2 separate regions of the Mus musculus genome follow, and region 2 is linked to region 1. The links are chromatin loops, found by intact Hi-C in ENCODE. Cell type or tissue: left cerebral cortex. All regions are shown on one strand. Each heading gives the region's core, and the rest is flanking DNA. Links, peaks and the distances in the headings are about the cores only. Region 1 holds the start of Slurp2 (secreted Ly6/Plaur domain containing 2). Region 2 overlaps Adgrb1 (adhesion G protein-coupled receptor B1).

Region 1 (8,322 bases), core at 233-8,232:
GGGAAAGAATAGCTGTCCCTCTTGGGGTCTTTGTGTCATCAAGGAAGCCAGGAAGGTTTAGCTCTCAGAAGGAAATTGGCTCTGGGAACAGTGGTAGGATCATAGGAACAGACCCTCAGGTAGACACTTGCCTAGAGAGAGAGGGTTTTGGAGAAGGTAAGAGGGACAATAGAACAAGCCTCAAGACAGCAGACTCCACTGGGTCCAATCCCACTGCAGTGTTGCCAAGGGATAGTTGACTCTCTCCCTGGTCTTATTTTCTCACCCTGGGATCAGCTTAGGATGGAATCTCCCCTTCTCAGGCTATGTTGAGCCCTGAGTCTACGGCATTACCCATGGGTGGCAGAACAGGCACACAGCAAAGATGTAGGACGTGGACTACGCAGAGAGAGACTGACTCCCTCTGACGTTGAAGTGGCCAGGCTTGAGGCTTTTGTCTCGAGGGGTGGGTATGAAGGAAGAGCCTGGGAGGTCCCTGTGTAGAGACTTGCCTCAGGCTCACAGATGCTCCTGAGATACTAGAGCCTTAGCTCAGATGAAGATGGCAACTGGCCCATGGCTGAGCCCTCCCTCTGAAACCTCAGCCCTGACAGAGACAAATGTCTCTAAACCTTGTGCTCAGGGCCATCAAAGTGGAGATGGACTGTGTTGAAGGCCCTGGGCAGCAATTAGGTGGTCAGCAGTTCAGACTTCCTCAGGTCAGAGAGTCCCCATTAGGCCCAGTTCAAGAATAGTGAAATCGAGCCAGAGATGTACACATGGACCTCCTATCCCACAGCTCAGGTGGACCCCAAATGCTGGAGCATTCCCACCCATGATGGAAACCAAGAGTTTGCTAGGTGAGGCTTCTGGGAGCTGAGGCTGGCTGAATCTGGAGCACCCTTTGCTGATGGCAACTGTTTCTTTGCTCAGGCATTGATCGGGGTTGGATATAGGAACCACTTGGACTCCATTAAAGGATGGCAAGGCCAGGAATAGGAAATGATATCTGTGGCTGTCCCTGGGAGGCCATCAGCAGGCACTGGCGTCAAGGCACCCATTACAGGAGCTAGCTAGCCTGGAGGGTACAGAAGTTCGAGGGAACTGAATGTCAACTAGATGAAATCGCCCTGGGAAGGTGGAACAGACAGAATCTAAACAAGGAGGTAAGAGCGTGTCAGGAGAGAGTTGTGGCTGCAGAAGACAGACCAGCTGGGGCCCTGGGGCTGGAGGGGGGCAAAGTAGCAGAGGTGTGCCGGGCTTGTGAGTGTGGAAGGTTGTTGCTATGGAGTCGGGGATACCTAGGGTTGGGTTTCAAACTGAGAAGCATGAAGCTTGAGTGTTGTGGGGTTCAGAGAAGAGAGTTTAGAGATCTATGAAAGCCAGCAGCAGAAGACAGAGGCTTGTAGATAGGGAGGGTTTTGGGGTCTAGGATGGGGAGAGGAAAAAGGAAAGAGGTACCCCAAAGGGTCAGCAGTGGCCCAGGCTGGAAGGACACAGCTAAGTAGGGGCAGTAGGGAAGGCATCCATATTCCTGACTCACCTAGCTCCATGCTCAAGACCACGGCCAGAAGGAACCAGAAGGGAAGCCTCATGTTCTCCGCGTCGGGGATGAGGTTTACTCCCTGGCCACCCCTTATACCTGCTTGTGGCTCCTACTCCACCCTTGCCTCCCATTGCTGCTGGTTCCCAGCCCTGAGTCACTTGCAACCTGGCTCAGATGAGAGCTGGCAGAGCTTGTTGCTATGTGGCCTTGGGGAGCCAGGTACAATTTCACAAGCCTTCTTCCCTCCTCCATGGAGTAGGGATGTGCCAAACATCAGGCCCAGGGCTCTCAAGGGAGGTCTTGTGCAGGCTGGAAGCTCAGTACAAGTCCACCTCACCCTGCAGCTGCAGAGAGGACATAGTATAGCAAGCAGTCTTCTGCTCCACTCGAAAGTGAGACCGGAGCTGGGGCCAGGTGATACTAGGATGTCTTCCTCGGCAGCACCTTCTGGATGGAGGATGGTGGCCCGGCTTTTGAAGGACCAGTTTCCTAATCTGCTAAATCAGGCTTCGGTCATGTCCTGTCCCTCCCAGGACTAGGAGAGCCAGGAGAATCATGGCTGTACATGTGATACTGGTAATCAGGGGTGAGTGTTAGCAATCAAGGGATTGTACTAGCATGGGACCAAGTGGCAATAGGAGAGGAAGGCAAAGCCTTTGGTGTTAAAAAGGTCCCAGATTGGGCTAAAGAGACAAAAGCAGGCAATTGAAGGGCAGAGGTCATTCTGTCAATAGACTGGGATAGAGGGGCTGAGGCCAGGCAAGAGACGCCATGTGTCTACGCTGGCTGTCCAGGTGGCTTTGATTGACCTCCATTCTTTATGGGATCCCCTCAACCCGGGGGTTGGACAGGGCAAAGGGCAAGAGATAGTGAGAGAGAAGCTACTAGAGTAAGACTCTCTTCCTCAGTATTAATTAACAAGGATGTGGGATTAAGAATCAGAAAGCCAGACCAAGGCACAAATAGCAGGTAGGGGGTTCCAGTCTGGTGTCTCCCACCCAGTTTCTCAGCATACTCTGAGGCTTGTCAGTCTATGCATGGGAATTGGTGGGCCTGCCTCTTTCCACAGAATGGAGGTGACTTCTAGTGAGCCCCAAATATCCTGTTAATACCTCCCTTGCCTTGGCTAGCTTGGGTACAAGGACAGGAACCAAAGACCTTCGGGATCAGAAGGATCCACCAAAGCAATCTGGATAGAGACAGAAAGGAATGAGAGAAAGAGAGCCACATGTCCTTCGCTTGTTTATTCATCCAATGGGGGACAGACATTGAAAGGGACCACCCTGGCATATAGGTGAATGGAGCTGGCTGGGGGAGGGAGATGTGTCATAAAAGTGGATTTCATTTCCTTGCTGGGTGAGAGCCTGGGGTTGGCAGAGACACAACCAAGGGAAGTGCTAGGCATCACGTGTCCGTCCATGCATAGTTTGGGGGCCTCCTCTGTGCAGACCCCATGCACAGGCCTCCAAGAGCCAGCTGAGAGGGTACTGGCACTGTCATTTCACCAATGAGATGGCTTGAGGAGCCCAGGTCACTCAGTGCTGCGGGATGCCACGGTGCTTGCCAGGAAGTAACCATGCACCAAAGCAAAGGCACACCCCACTCCTGGAAATCTTTCTAGAGTTTCAGAATGTGAACTCACGTGCTTGCCGCAGAAGATGAAGACACGGGTGCTCTGCATCCCGTCCCCGTCTGCTTTGGGGTAAGGTAATCACAGAGACGGTGGCAGAGTATGACTCTCACTGGATAGCTTGTCTCTGGTGGACTAGACCAGCCACCCCTCTGCTCTGAAGGACGCTTTGGCTTCATGCGCTGACCCAGCTTCCTCACATCCCACAGAAGCACACACATTTGGTGCTGTCCCATCAAGCGGCCTCTCTCCAGTGACTACCAAGAGGCTTCCAGATTGCAACTCTAGATAACCACTGCCGGCCACTCTGGACACCGTCTGTGTTGAGGGGCCACTGTTTATCACAGTGTGAGAACACTCACAGGCTTGAGCCCTCGTCCCTGACAGCATTAGCCCTGAGAAAGGCTGACGCTCCTTTGCACTTCTCTCTACTACCCCATCCCATGTTCCCTCTCTCTCTGTCTCCACACAAGGGGCCAGACACCCCTGGCCTACCCCTCAGCCCCTCAAACCTCCAGTTCTGACATTTCAGGTTCATAGGCTCCTACAACACTGCACTCTGAAATTCTCTGGTTGATGAAGCCACTATCATCTTCAGGGGGCCCAGCCTCAAAGAACCCCAGCTATTGGAGTAGTACCCATAGTTGAATGTGTTGGTCCTGGAAAGTTGAATGGCCCAGGAAAATGAAGTGCCTCACTCCTCCGTGCCTCAGTGCCTTTACCTGTGAGAGGGGCGCAGTAATGACCACCTCATACACTTTTGCAGAACTGTTGTGGAGTGTGTAGAGCCACCTGCAGTGGGCTAGACAGATGCTCATCACACCACCCCAGACAGGGTTCAGGACAGGCCATCTGGGTCTGTTCCCCTAATCTGCATCCCCCCCACTGGCAGGCTTGGCCCTGTATTAATTGAGCACCTTTTGGGGCTCTGTGCTAGCTAGGCACAGGGCTTCTTGTAGGGCTGTGTGGCAGTGTTGCCACTGTGGGGCCTATCTGGTCGGTGTCTAGACACAGATGAAAGAAGCTGGCCCCCAGCTCTGCAGTACCGGTGCTTCTCCAAGGGCAATCAAGCCTCCTCCACACCACCCCCTTGTGGTAGGAGGGAGGACCTGAACTGGGGCTCCTCTCAGTTTTGGTTGAGGACGCCATCTAGCTGGGGACAATGATCTTGCACACGCAGGGTAACAGGATAATGTTTCCCGGGCCTCACCCACTGAGTCAGGGACCCGCCTCTGACCCTCCTTGCCAGTGCCCTATGGCGTCCACAGGTCAGTCTCAATGCTTGCTGCTGCTGCTGGTGGTGTGCATGTTCCATGTGAGCTCAGGTGGGGGCAGCATTGGCTTCCTCCTAGCATCTTGCCTGGGCCTCAGGGGACACCACAGCCAGTGCTGCCTTTTGGGCTCTGTAGCCTGCACTGAGTGCACATGTGCATGCGCGCTCCCCCTCCCTTTTCCTGCCCTCCCTTGAGACTCATCTTCCCTCTGCCCAGTCAGTGTCTCCTCAGCTCCGGGCCAGTTCCCACCCAACTCACCTGTGTACTAAAGCCCCGCCCGTTCCTGTTCCTGAGAACCTCGGCGAGCCCATCAGCAGGATGCCCTCCCCACCCTCCCAAATCCTCCGGTGGCCTATCCCCGGAGGAGGAAACTGAGGCGGAAAACCACATCAGCTCTAGCAGCAGACAGAGTTCAGGTCTGCCTAGAACCAGGAAGAAGGTCCCCAGGATGGACCTTTGTGTCCCGAGCTCTCACCACTGGGAGGTTGGAATAAAACATTTGTGATGTGATGACCCAAGGACTCTCCATGGGTAGTCCCACTCCATGGACATTGGCCAGCATCCCGACCCCTGGGCTGGGCCAGTGTTAGGGGGTTCCTCAGTGACATGTGAGTTGAGGTACTAGTTAGAGAGCATGGTAAGGCTCCCAAGGACAGCTACACTGCATGAAAGGCAGATCTGTGTCTCCTAAATCTAGGCTGGGTTCTCCTGAGACTTGGTACCCAGCAGTCTGTGGCCACAATAGACTTCACAGGCAGTCATCACCTAGCACTCGGCTTGGCTCCCTGTATATTTGTCTCCCGGGAATGTAACAAGAGACTGAAGGATGTAGGAGCTGCCTACGGGACCTGGGAAGCCACTGGCTGAAGTCTGTTTCCCTGTCTCAGTCGCCCTACTGCCCTGCTCTGACCTGCGTCTGATCCCTTCTTGCCATGCCCAGAATAACAGGCCAGACAAAAAATAGCATGGGTCACCTGCTCCCAAGTCCCTGCCAACTTCAAGGCCCAGCAGCTGGTGTGTGAATGAAGGACTGTAGTGGAGGTCAAGGGGCCTGCTGAGCTGGGGCTGGAGGGATTTCAGTGGCCTATGGAAATGACGCCGTTGCTAGGAACCCTTGGCCAATGGCTATCCCAACATCAGGTCTGGCAGAGTTCCTCAGATAAGTGGAAATGACAAAGGGCTTCCTCACATGGCTTCCACATCACATTTGCTCTGGCAAGCCGCGCTGATCTTCGGAGACAGCCCTGCTGAGTCTTTCTCTGCTTCTAGCCAGCTCGTTATTCTCCGCCGCTCTCCTCCCCTCACCTCTAGCAGACCCATCCTCTACTGGGTAGACTGAGGCAGGGTTCTGAAGGTGGAGTTTGGCTACTAATTCTATCAAATCAGTGCTCCTTGACTTGAGTGATGACCCCTCCTCCATAAACATTCTCCCAGATGCCCCTGATCTTGGGTAGAGGAGAAGCCCAGCCTGCCCCACCCATGGGTGGGCACATTACAGGTCCACATGTCAGCCTTCTGAAAATGACCTTGGAGTGAGGTATCTGGATGCCATCAGTTCTTTCGTAGGTAGCCATGGGACCTCGTGGTAGTTGAGGAGTGTCAGAAGGAAGAGCGTTGGGTGGAGTGAATTGGGAGAGAGAGGGAAACTGTGTTTTTTGAGAGTGTTGCGTTTGAGTGGATCTGGCTTGGGGAACCGAGCTTTACAGCAAGCTCCAGAAGGTAGCTAGGAGTGCTGGGACCAGGGCCAAGGTCACCGGGGTAGCAAAGCCAGCACCGTTGCAGAGGTAGTACTGGCAACAGGAGGTGGCAGATGCATGCTTGGAATAGCCATCGTACACGGTTTCAAAGCAGCTGGGGACACAGGACTTCCTCACCTTCATCCGGTATGGGGTGAAGTCTGCAGGGGACAGACACAAGAAGGTTACAGAAGAGAGGATCAGAACCTTGGATAGCCCAGTCTTAGCTTGTCCACCAGTGCAGGTAGAAGCCTCCCTCCAGGATGCCAGACTCACAAGTTCGTGTGGTCATACAGTAGGTGGCCATGGCTGGGCAGCGCATGGGTTTGAAGCAGTTGTCTCCATTGTAGGCACACACGTGGCACTCCAGAGCCTGGGCTGTGGATGAGGATGGGGATCAGAGAGCAGGAAGAAATCCTTTTCCTGTCAGTCAGACCCCAGCTGTCTCCAGGCAACCTCCCACTTCCACTGGCGGCCAGATCAGGACATCCAGAAGGGGAGAGAATTCTGGCCAGCCTGCCCTTTCTCCACCCACCTTTTCCCAGGGTCAGGCTTCAACCGGGTCCCTCTAGCCTCTGTCCACCTTACCCACAGGCAGGCCCATCAGGGCCACCAGGAACACTGTGAGCAGATGGGTCATGACGGAGACGTGAGGGCAGTGCCAGAGTGAACAGGAGGTCAGCAGCTGGTCCAGGATCCAGCTCAAGCCAGGGAGGAAGCAGGGCACAGAAGCCCTGCCTGAGCTCTTGGTCTCTTAGAGATAAAACATCCCTGCATAGACGATGACAGAGATTTGTAATGACAGCTGGGCTGGGGCGGGCACAAGAGCCCTCCCAGCTCAGTGGGTGTCACTGATTTCCAGTTACCTGGAGATGGGAGGAGGGAGTGGGATATGGAGCATTCCGACCAAAAGCAAGCAAAAAGGGAGGGCGGAGGGAGCTAAAGACGGGGAAAAATGGGCAACATCAATGAAAACCAGGAAGTCCCAGAGTCCTTGAATGCCAAACACAAAGAGAACTTCACCCAGGGGGTCTTTTTTTTTTTTTTTTTTTGCAGGGGATACTTGGCATGCAGTCTCTTCCTGGCAAAGCCCAGAGTGCAAGAGGCTTGCCAAAATAAGACTGGAAGCCAGGTTTGGACTCTTCGTGGGGCAGGGGTCCTTCTCGCGTTTGCTCTCACTGCGTGAAGTCTCCCCAACCCCCGTGCGCAGAGAAGTGCAGGGCTGTGTGACTCCTTCACCACAGGGGAAGGGGCCGGACGATGCTTGCCCGAGACAGAGCTCCGTAGGCTGGGTCTGGTGTTTGGGACTGTTGGAGGGGGATGTGAACTAATACTCTCCTCCCTGCCTATAGACTCGGGCCGGCCCTTGCTGTAGGGGTACCAAAATACCCTCCCGGAAGACAACCCACCCTTTATGACCCATTTTCTAGGTGCCAGCCCGGGATGCTGAAGTCCTGCCTCAGGCCTGGCCTGAGGCTCGACTGAGCCTGCCCCATCTCGGGGAGCTCCGCCCGAAAGACTGCAGTCTTGCTTGGAAGGACTCCCAGGGCGGGCTGGGTGTGGAGTGACCTCGCCCTTGCCCTTCACCACCACGATCCCTATCGTCATGGAAACTCACCCCTGGCCGCTCCCAGGTCCCTCCTGCTGTCTAACTGGGAATCTGTACACACTTCGTGCGGTGTTGGTACCGCATCGCAGGCAGGCCAAGTAGGCTCCGCCGGGGCAACAGATCCGCAGTGCCTGCTCACGACTGGCCCCGCCCACCCCGCCCCCAGGACACACGCTCCGCCCCGGAGACCGCTCAAACCCCGCCCCAGCCTGCCTTCTGTAGGCTCAGTCTCCGGGATAAACTCTTTCTGGTAATGGACCTAGTGAGCAAAGCCTGGGCATCGCTGGGCATCAGAATGCACCTACTCATGTGAAGATTCCCAGTAGCGACCCAGAGGAGAGTATACACCTCCTGAAAATTCTCCTCAGGTTTTGCCGTAGCTCTCCTCATCCCTGCTGCCCTGCCCCCACAGACCAAGCTGCACTGTGTGGGCATGCTGACTCTGGGAAGAGGCACTACCTGGAGAAGGACCTCACCGCACCTCTGCCCTTACTTGGGATCCATAGCAACGCTTTCGAGCAAGCCTTAGAGGAATCCAATGGCTGACA
Region 2 (8,286 bases), core at 1-8,000, 160 kb before region 1:
ACAGTCTCTGACTGTGGTGGGGTCAATCTGGCTTTGCAAAGCCTGGTTCCCAACTGGGGATTGTCAACTGCTTCCTGGGTGAGACTCCTGGAGGAGGTGACTTTAACATGGGGCAGAAAAATCCTTTCTTAGTCTTCAAAGATCTAGCTCCATAGCCTACCCAAGAGATGACCCAGGCACTAGGGGTTGGGTGCTGACCCAGCCGTAATGCTGTACTCTGTGCTCCCTATGCCCAGCTGTGCCTCGTGATGTTATGGGCTGAATGTGGCTGGTGGGCACACAATGGGTGTCTGTGTATAGATGTCCATGGTGGGGCAGAGTCCCTATTGGGAGGGGTTGGGCTGAGCTGTGTGCAGGCCAAGGAGGTCGTCCTTGAGATGATGTTGATCCTTGGAGAGCTGCATACAAATTGATAGGAAAGGTGGCTAGTTCACTGCTGGGGTACTGGGGAAGGGCTGGAGGACGACAGTGCTGGGTGACTTAGTCACTGTTCTATTGCTGTGAAGACACCATGACCAAGGCAGCTCTTAGAAAGGAAAGCATTTAGCTGGGGGCCTGCTTAGAGTTTCAGCGTTTTAGTTCATCATCATGGTGGGGAGCATTGCAGCACACAAGCAGTAGTCGAGAACTACACCACAATCCACACTGGACCTGAGATAGGCTCTGAAACCTCAAAGCCTATCCCTAGTGACACACTTCCTCCATCAAGACCATGCCTCCTAAACCCTTTCAAAAAATGCTACTCCCCGAAGACTAAGAATTCAGATATATTAGCCTATGGGGTTGTTCTTATTCAAGCTGCCATACTGGGTGATAGTATAGAAGAGCCAAATGTCATTGGAGGTGAGCTGGGAGGGTGAGGGACCTTCTGCCCGGGAAGCTAGAATGTTGTGGGTGATCATAGTTGATAAGATGGCAAGAGATGCTGGTGAGCCCCAAGGTTAGGTGGACCAGGTGTGATCAGAACAAGCAGTATGCAGACCTGGGCCAGGCTTCCTAAGAAGAGAGTGTGACCCTGCTCTGGAAAGAGCACCCAGGAAGGGCAGGGTGGACAACTGCCTTGGGTGAGAACTAATCAGGTACTCTACTGGCTAGTGGGGCTGGGTTGATGGGCAAGTGACAGATGGGATGTTTGGTGAGCTGGAGTCCAGGCCAGATGCCAGACATACCACAAGAGAGGTAGCAGGGTGAACACTTCAGGAAAGGGGTCTTTATGAAGATACAAGGGAAGTTAAGACAGGAGAGTGCTTCAGAGAGATTAACCTGCTGTGCTAGGTCCCATGGTCCTTGGAGCTGATGTGCCTATGCCAAGCACATTCTCCCCTCCTCTAAGGGCTCTTGTGCTGCAGAAGTCCTGGAGGGCAGTGGGGTAGGGAGCTCACTAGAAGGGGCTGTTCTTTCAGCCTGGAAGTACCTCACTGTGTGCTTTCCAGCAGGGGGCGCCCTCACCTGACTTTCGGAATTGCTTTGTATGAGCGACTGTCTGTCTGGTTGGTTGTCTTGGGAGGCAGACAGAAACCCCTGTGGACCAGCCTCATTAGAAAAGACAAAGGAGCTTTAGCTGCCCATGTGCCCCCTGAACCTGGAGTGGATGTCGGGGCTGCTGTGGGTGGAGACCAGGGTGGCAGCAGTGCTGGCTGGCGTGAGCCTTTGCTGCTGCAGACCATCCTTACCCCTCTGATCCCCTTTTCCTATCTACTGTCTTTTCCGATGCTCCCCCACTAGTGCTGAACAAAGACATTGCAGCCTGCCGCACAGCAACTATCACAGGTACCTTCAAGCGACCATCACTGCCTGAAGAGGAGAAGATGAAGCTGGCCAAGGGCCCACCCCCCACCTTCAACAGCCTGCCAGCTAATGTGTCCAAGCTGCACCTGCACGGTTCACCCCGCTATCCTGGTGGGCCACTGCCTGACTTCCCTAATCACTCACTCACCCTCAAAAAGGACAAGGCCCCCAAGTCCTCTTTTATTGGCGATGGGGACATCTTTAAGAAACTGGACTCCGAGCTGAGCCGAGCCCAGGAGAAGGCTCTGGACACGAGCTACGTGATCCTGCCCACGGCCACGGCCACACTCCGGCCCAAACCCAAGGAGGAACCCAAATACAGCATCAACATTGACCAGATGCCCCAAACCCGCCTCATCCACCTTAGCATGGCACCTGATGCCAGCTTCCCTACCCGAAGCCCACCTGCCCGTGAGCCCCCAGGTGGTGCACCCCCTGAGGTGCCCCCTGTCCAGCCCCCACCACCGCCACCTCCACCACCCCCTCCACCCCAACAGCCCATACCCCCACCACCCACCCTGGAGCCTGCACCTCCCAGCCTGGGGGACACGGGGGAGCCTGCGGCCCACCCGGGACCCAGTTCAGGTGCTGGGGCCAAGAATGAGAACGTGGCCACCTTGTCAGTGAGCTCTCTGGAGGTGAGAATGGTTTAGAGTCTGCCAAGGCAGAGATGGGTGGAACCCCAGCCAAGGGCTGGTACTTCCCTGCCCTGTGGGCTCTGGGTATGTCAGAAGTGGGTAAGGCTAGCCCAGGGACAGGATCTTTTCACACAACAGTCTGTGGTTAGCCTAGTGCTTTGTATTCCCCCCGTACTTTATTCAGCCTTTAGGACAAGGGGCAGAGGCTAGGATGGCACCCTTAGGGAGCCCCTGCCCCACACTAGGATGTGCCACCATCTAGCCTTCTACCTGTTAGGTGCAGCCAGCACTGAGTTCACTGTTGGGGGTCCAACCATGTGACCTGTGTGGCCTGCCTGAGCTCGACACTGCAGAGGGAGAGCAAGGGCAAACAGGCCTGGAGCAGGGGTGGGAGTCCTCACTGCTCACAGAGACCCCATCCTTATTCCATCATTGTCAAGGGTTTCCCTTCAGTCTCAGCAGCCCCTCCAAACCCAGAGCTGGGGCTGGTCCCTAGGGAACAGGCAACCTGGGTACTTGGTGCACCCTCAGCATGTCCCCTGAAGGCAGGCTGGTGTCTCCCCAGTTGTTGGGCCAGAGGGCCTGGACTTGTGGTCTAGGAAGTTTTAGGGAACACATTGCCCATGCACACAACCCCTTTCTCCTGCAGCGGCGGAAATCACGGTATGCAGAACTGGACTTTGAGGTAAGTGCAGGGGCCTCTCTCTGACCAGAGAGGCTGGGTACTAGGGCCATTTCAGCAATGGGAATTGGAGAGGGGCTCAAGGCAGGGGCCAACAGCAGGTGGGACGAAGGGGTGGCTGTGGATGCCCATCCGGGCTCAGGACTCCTGGCCCCAACCCACAGAAGATCATGCACACACGGAAGCGACACCAAGACATGTTCCAGGACCTGAACCGGAAGCTGCAGCATGCGGCTGAGAAGGAGAAGGAGGTGCCAGGCGCAGACAGCAAGGTCAGAAGCACGGGCTCTGCTCCAGTCACATTCCCTGGGCTAGCTGTCCCTTCTCAGATGTGCAAAGGGCAGGGCAGGAGGATCCTGAGCCTGGCTCTGTCTGGCAGGTTCCAGAGTGTCCTTCCCCACAGCACTGACCCCATCATGGAAACTGCAGCTACTGCCTGGATTCGGGCTGTGGGATGCGTGGGTTGCTGTTCTCTCTGGGAATCCCTTCCTAAGAGCCCTTCTCTCTCTTCCTCCTCTGCTCCGACTACACCGCTGGCCTTGAGTAGCCAGAGAAGCAGCAGACTCCCAACAAGAGGGCCTGGGAGAGCCTCCGCAAGCCCCACGGGACGCCTGCCTGGGTAAAAAAGGAGCTGGAGCCACTGCCCCCGTCTCCACTGGAGCTGCGGAGCGTAGAGTGGGAGAAGGCGGGTGCCACCATCCCACTGGTTGGCCAGGACATCATTGACCTCCAGACCGAGGTCTGAGCGGGCGGGCCGTGGCCCCACACCGGGCCAGGAGGTGGGATGCTGCTCTGCCCGCTCCGCCATAGGACGGGCACAGACGCGCTCGCGGTGGCGGGCCGGGTCCAGCCCCGGCCTCAGGGCGCTCAGAGGCGGCCAGGCAGAGGGCCCGCGGTGCTGGGACCAGAGCCAGACACAGGACAGGAGGTGGCATGGCCGGCGGGCACAGGGATCCAGAGGCCAGATGGTGCCTCAGACTCAGCCCTCCTTGGGCAAGCCCGGGCAGGCAGGCAGGCGAGCTGCTGTGAACACGGACAGGCCTGGTGTGGCCAGCGTCCCCAGGATGCCCACTTCAGCCACCACTGCAGAGGACTGCCTGTGGCCCACCAGCCTGGCTCCGATTTTTAGACACCCCTACCCCTTGGGAAGCAGCCAGACCCCCCACTCCCTTCCAGGACCCTGGGCCCCTCTCAGACCCAGGCAGAGAGCATGGTCCTGACCCAGCCCCCCCGGGACAGGACTGAGATCACTCTGGAAAGAAGCGGGGTGGGGAATCTATTTTTTCTCTCCTTTTCTTTTCTTCAATAAAAAGAATTAAAAACCCAGCTTTGTAGTCTTTTTTTTTTTTCCTGAAGCAGCATGGTTCTATTTCAGTGGTAGGGAGGCAACTCCTGTCCTGTCCTGTCCTGTCCTGTCCTGTCCTGTCCTGTCCTGCCCTGGGTGCCTGCCCTCCATATGGTCCTCTGAGGCGGGACTTAATTTGACTCATTGGACCCCTGAGTCACCTGGGAAGGACAGAGTTAACAGGTAGCAATTGTAAAACAACTTGAAATAGTGAAAGAAAAGAAACAAAATATGGGTTGTAGCTGGGTTCTAGCAGCCCCCCTGGGCCCATCTTGAACAGGCCTGCCCTACTACTTTGTAAGGCCCAGTACTGGTTCCCTTTTTCCTGTCCCCAGACCATGGTGGTCCTATGGTCAGACTACCTAACAAATCAACCAGATGCCTGCAACCCCAGCTTCAGCATTCTTGCATTTCCCAGAGCTTCCAGCAGGGGGCAGCCTAAGCCACTCAAGGAGTCTGGTTGGGAAGCTAGGAGAGGAGGTCCCTCCTTTCCCAAACACTGGGACTGCACAAGCCTGGACCTCTGCAGGCAGAACCCTTTAGACCCCAGTATGAACTGGAATCCAGATGCAGACCATTGGCCCTGAGGGACACGTGAAGCCCACAGAACCCCAACAAAGTACTAAGAGCTAGAAAAGGAGTCCAGCCCCATATAGGTTCCTTTTATACCCTCACCCAAATCTTCTCCCTTCCTTCCTTCACTGTGTCTTTGACATGCCACCCCCTCCCCAGCATCCTTTTTCACAGCAGAGACAGGCTAGGGATAGTGCTTGTTGGTATAGTGACCACAGTGAGCTCAGGTAACTGTGATGGCCAGGCACACCCCTAGGTGCACACACACGGGTGGGTGAATGGTAAGTGAGGAGGGACAAGTCCATAGATGGCCAGAGAAGGGCATGCAGAGCCCAGGATAGACCCTAGCTAGCTACAGACTACAAACAACAAAGCAAACACCCCACCAATGCTTCGGTGAGATTTGGCAACAAAATAAGACCCAGCCTAGACCATGCCATGGCTAGTGTGAACCAAGTATGCACGGGTGCATATGTCCCGCAATGGAAGGCTTCTAAGCCTCGTCACAGCGCCTACCACAGGTCACGTGAAGAATCGCTATCATAATGCACCTGCAGTCTGTGCACAAAAGCTCTGCCTTCCAGGACTGGAGAGCTTCCTATGAGTTGAGTGGCCTCACCCCTGGCTATTACAAAATGAAAGAAGCTGAGAGGGTCTATTGGTACAGGTAGAGAAAGCCCTGGGGTCCCAGCACTCTGCCTATGCAGGCAGCATGTGAATGTGGGCCAGGTCTCGGTCTTGAGGGCTGAACCCTGCTCAGACTTACCACTGTCCTCATACTGTCTTCATGCAGTGACCAAGCATCCATAGCCAGCTCTGTAAGCTGCCTGTCCCTGTCTGTCCTCTCCACCTGCAACAACACACAAAGCAGCATAGAGTACCCTAGCCCCTCATACCGGCCATGTGAAGGGAGAGACTCAACTGCTGGAGTCAAAGCTCTGTAAAATGCAGTGTGTGTCTAGAGGCAGCTCTCCCTGCCAACCCCCACTGCAGGCCCTCCCTCTGGAGGGATATTTGTGCTAGGAGTCCTGGCTCCTCTTCCTCCTCCTAGAGAGACCCATAACGGAAATTGCTATCTACTTTTGGCACAGGAAGCTGGCCAGCAAAGGCTGTACTTCATCAGCACCCTGAGCCTTGCTCCAGTGGGCCCCACTCCAGCAGGCTCCATATACATTCCAAAGGGGAGTCCATACCGAGTGTCGCCTTGGCCCAGAACCCTTGTAGGGACAGGAGCCTTTCCATGGATTGCTGTCAGGTCTCTTTGCTCTGGCTCAGTGTTTTGGAGTACTGTTCTTCTAACACCTGGCAAGCAGGGTCATGATCCCATCTGTCTTCGTTAGGGTTTTACTTGCTATGAACAGACACCATGACCTGTCTTAGTCAGGGTTTCTATTCCTGCACAAACATCATGACCAAGAAGCAAGTTTGGGGAGGAAAGGGTTTATTCAGCTTATACTTCTATACTGCTGTTCATCACCAAAGGAAGTCAGGACAGGAACTCAATCAGATCAGGAAGCAGGAGCTGATGCAGAGGCCATGGAGGGATGTTACTTACTGGCTTGCTTCCCCTGACTTGCTCAGCTTGCTCTCTTATAGAACCCAAGACTACCAGCCCAGAGATGGTCCCACCCACACGGGACCCTCCCCACCTTGATCACCAACCTAGAAAATGCCCCACAGCCGGATCTCATAGAGGCACTTCCCCCACAGTTCTCTGTGATAACTCCAGCCTGTGTCAAGTTGACACGCAAAACCAGCCAGTACATGACCAAAACAACTTTTATAAGAACAACATTTAATTGGGGCTGGCTTACAGGTTCAGAGGTTCAGTTCATTATCATCAAGTCGAGAACACGGCAGCATCCAGGTAGGATGAGCTGAGAGTTCTACATCTTCATCTGAAGGTGGAATATTCCAGACAGCTAGGATGAGGGTCTTATAGCCCACACCCAGTGACACATCCACTCCAACAGGGCCAAACCTTCTAATAGCGCCACTCCCTGGGTGGAGCATATACAAACCATCACACTGTCTAGAGTGAAGAACCAGACTCAGGGTAACTAGAGGATGCTGCTGGTATGCTACAGGTCAGAAAGGGCTTTGCCTGCAATTCAGCTCTCCTGGCACCAGTTCCTGGATGCTCCCCCAATGAGCCTCTTTCCTAAGGGCACCAACACTATCCTTAGCTGCTGCTACCATCACAAGGCACTCTTTTCCTTTGGAGCCTCAGATGGCTGGGCCTCCAGAGAGATCTTCCTGGGTCTTCCTTGTGTGATTTGGCTGTCCTAGCCTCTCAGTACCCAGCTACCCTTTTTAGCAACCAGTCAGAAGTGAACCTGAGAGTACTCTCTGCCACCCTCTACCTGCCATCATTAGAACTACCTTGCCTTAGGAGATGTGGGACTTGGAATGATGGAGGTCACCATTGTGACTGGCACAGTGTTGGGGGCGGGTAACGTTGGTGGCAAAAGTTTGGTTTATAGACCTAGAACTGGAGATTTTACTGGTGATGAGCATGATAATGGTGATGGTGATAGTGATGATGGTGTTAGTGACTGTGATAGTAGTGATGGTGATAATGATGTAGTAAGGTTAACATAATAACGAAGGTTGTGCCACCATGGTAGTGGCGATGATGTCAGTGAGGTAATAGAGTAATGGTGAGGCTGGTGATGATGGTGGTGATGATGATGGTGACACTGGTAAGGCTGATAACAGCAATAGTGAAACATCAACAAATAGTCACATGGTCGCGGTAATGATGCTAGTGACAATGGTGGTGGTGGTCATGGTTGTGACTGACATTTGTTCTGGTGGTGCCAAAGACAGTAGTAGCTACTGTGATCGCTGTGTAAGGTAGTGATGCTGACGGGATTAGAACCTGGGTCTTACAGTTCACTGCTTCCTGGCTCCTATGGACTGGGGAATGTGAAGGAAGAAGGACACATGAGGACAATGAGTTTCTGCGTCAACTGGAGGTGCAGCCAGCAGAAGCAGCTGCCAGCAAGTACTGCGTTCTTATCAACACCCACACCCCTACAATCTGGAGGACGCCCCCCCCTCCTTACCTGCTTCTGTCTGCTCATTTCCACCTGTGACTAATGCAAGCGCTGCTGAGAGGGGCCTTAGAGATGCTCTACCCTTTCCCATAATGCCTTGCCTCTAGTCAGGCAGGAAACCTCTGTGCCAAAGCTCGACAGTGACCTTTCTTCCACTTCCTGGCCCCAACGTGGCAAAATGACTTACTACGAGCAAGTCCT

The links. A loop is a pair of places that touch in the nucleus more often than their neighbours do. Peaks named below come from ENCODE experiments on the same cell type or tissue, not always from the same donor. Only the 100,000 strongest peaks of a DNase experiment are listed, where the experiment ranks them.
Region 2: a loop joins it to region 1, with 8 times the contacts of the local background. A loop is called at or near these places in 2 of 42 quality-filtered maps.

What each region holds. Positions count from the first base shown.
Region 1 is chr15:74,745,102-74,753,423 of GRCm38, forward strand. It overlaps Slurp2 (secreted Ly6/Plaur domain containing 2), which reads right to left and starts at 1,586. Exons shown (of 3, transcript NM_001081961.1): 1 at 1,523-1,586. The coding sequence starts at 1,574. Lynx1 (Ly6/neurotoxin 1) reads right to left here and starts at 7,878. Exons shown (of 4, transcript NM_011838.4): 1 at 7,784-7,878; 2 at 6,754-6,936; 3 at 6,442-6,543; 4 at 2,755-6,326. The coding sequence starts at 6,805. The coding sequence ends at 6,130. In left cerebral cortex, for the core only: a CTCF peak has its summit at 4,279 (motif pointing left); DNase peaks (open chromatin) are centred at 4,339, 5,463, 6,643, 6,999 and 2 more places; H3K4me3 peaks cover 2,151 bases; H3K27ac peaks cover 2,969 bases.
Region 2 is chr15:74,585,032-74,593,317 of GRCm38, forward strand. It overlaps Adgrb1 (adhesion G protein-coupled receptor B1), which reads left to right. Exons shown (of 31, transcript NM_174991.3): 28 at 1,726-2,426; 29 at 3,076-3,111; 30 at 3,273-3,380; 31 at 3,656-4,433. The coding sequence ends at 3,853. Among named protein-coding and RNA genes, the nearest start is that of Mroh4, 47 kb to the right of the region's middle. In left cerebral cortex, for the core only: CTCF peaks have their summits at 1,437 (motif pointing right), 4,884 (motif pointing right), 5,555 and 7,393; DNase peaks (open chromatin) are centred at 1,445, 3,585, 4,006, 4,876 and 1 more place; H3K27ac peaks cover 3,657 bases.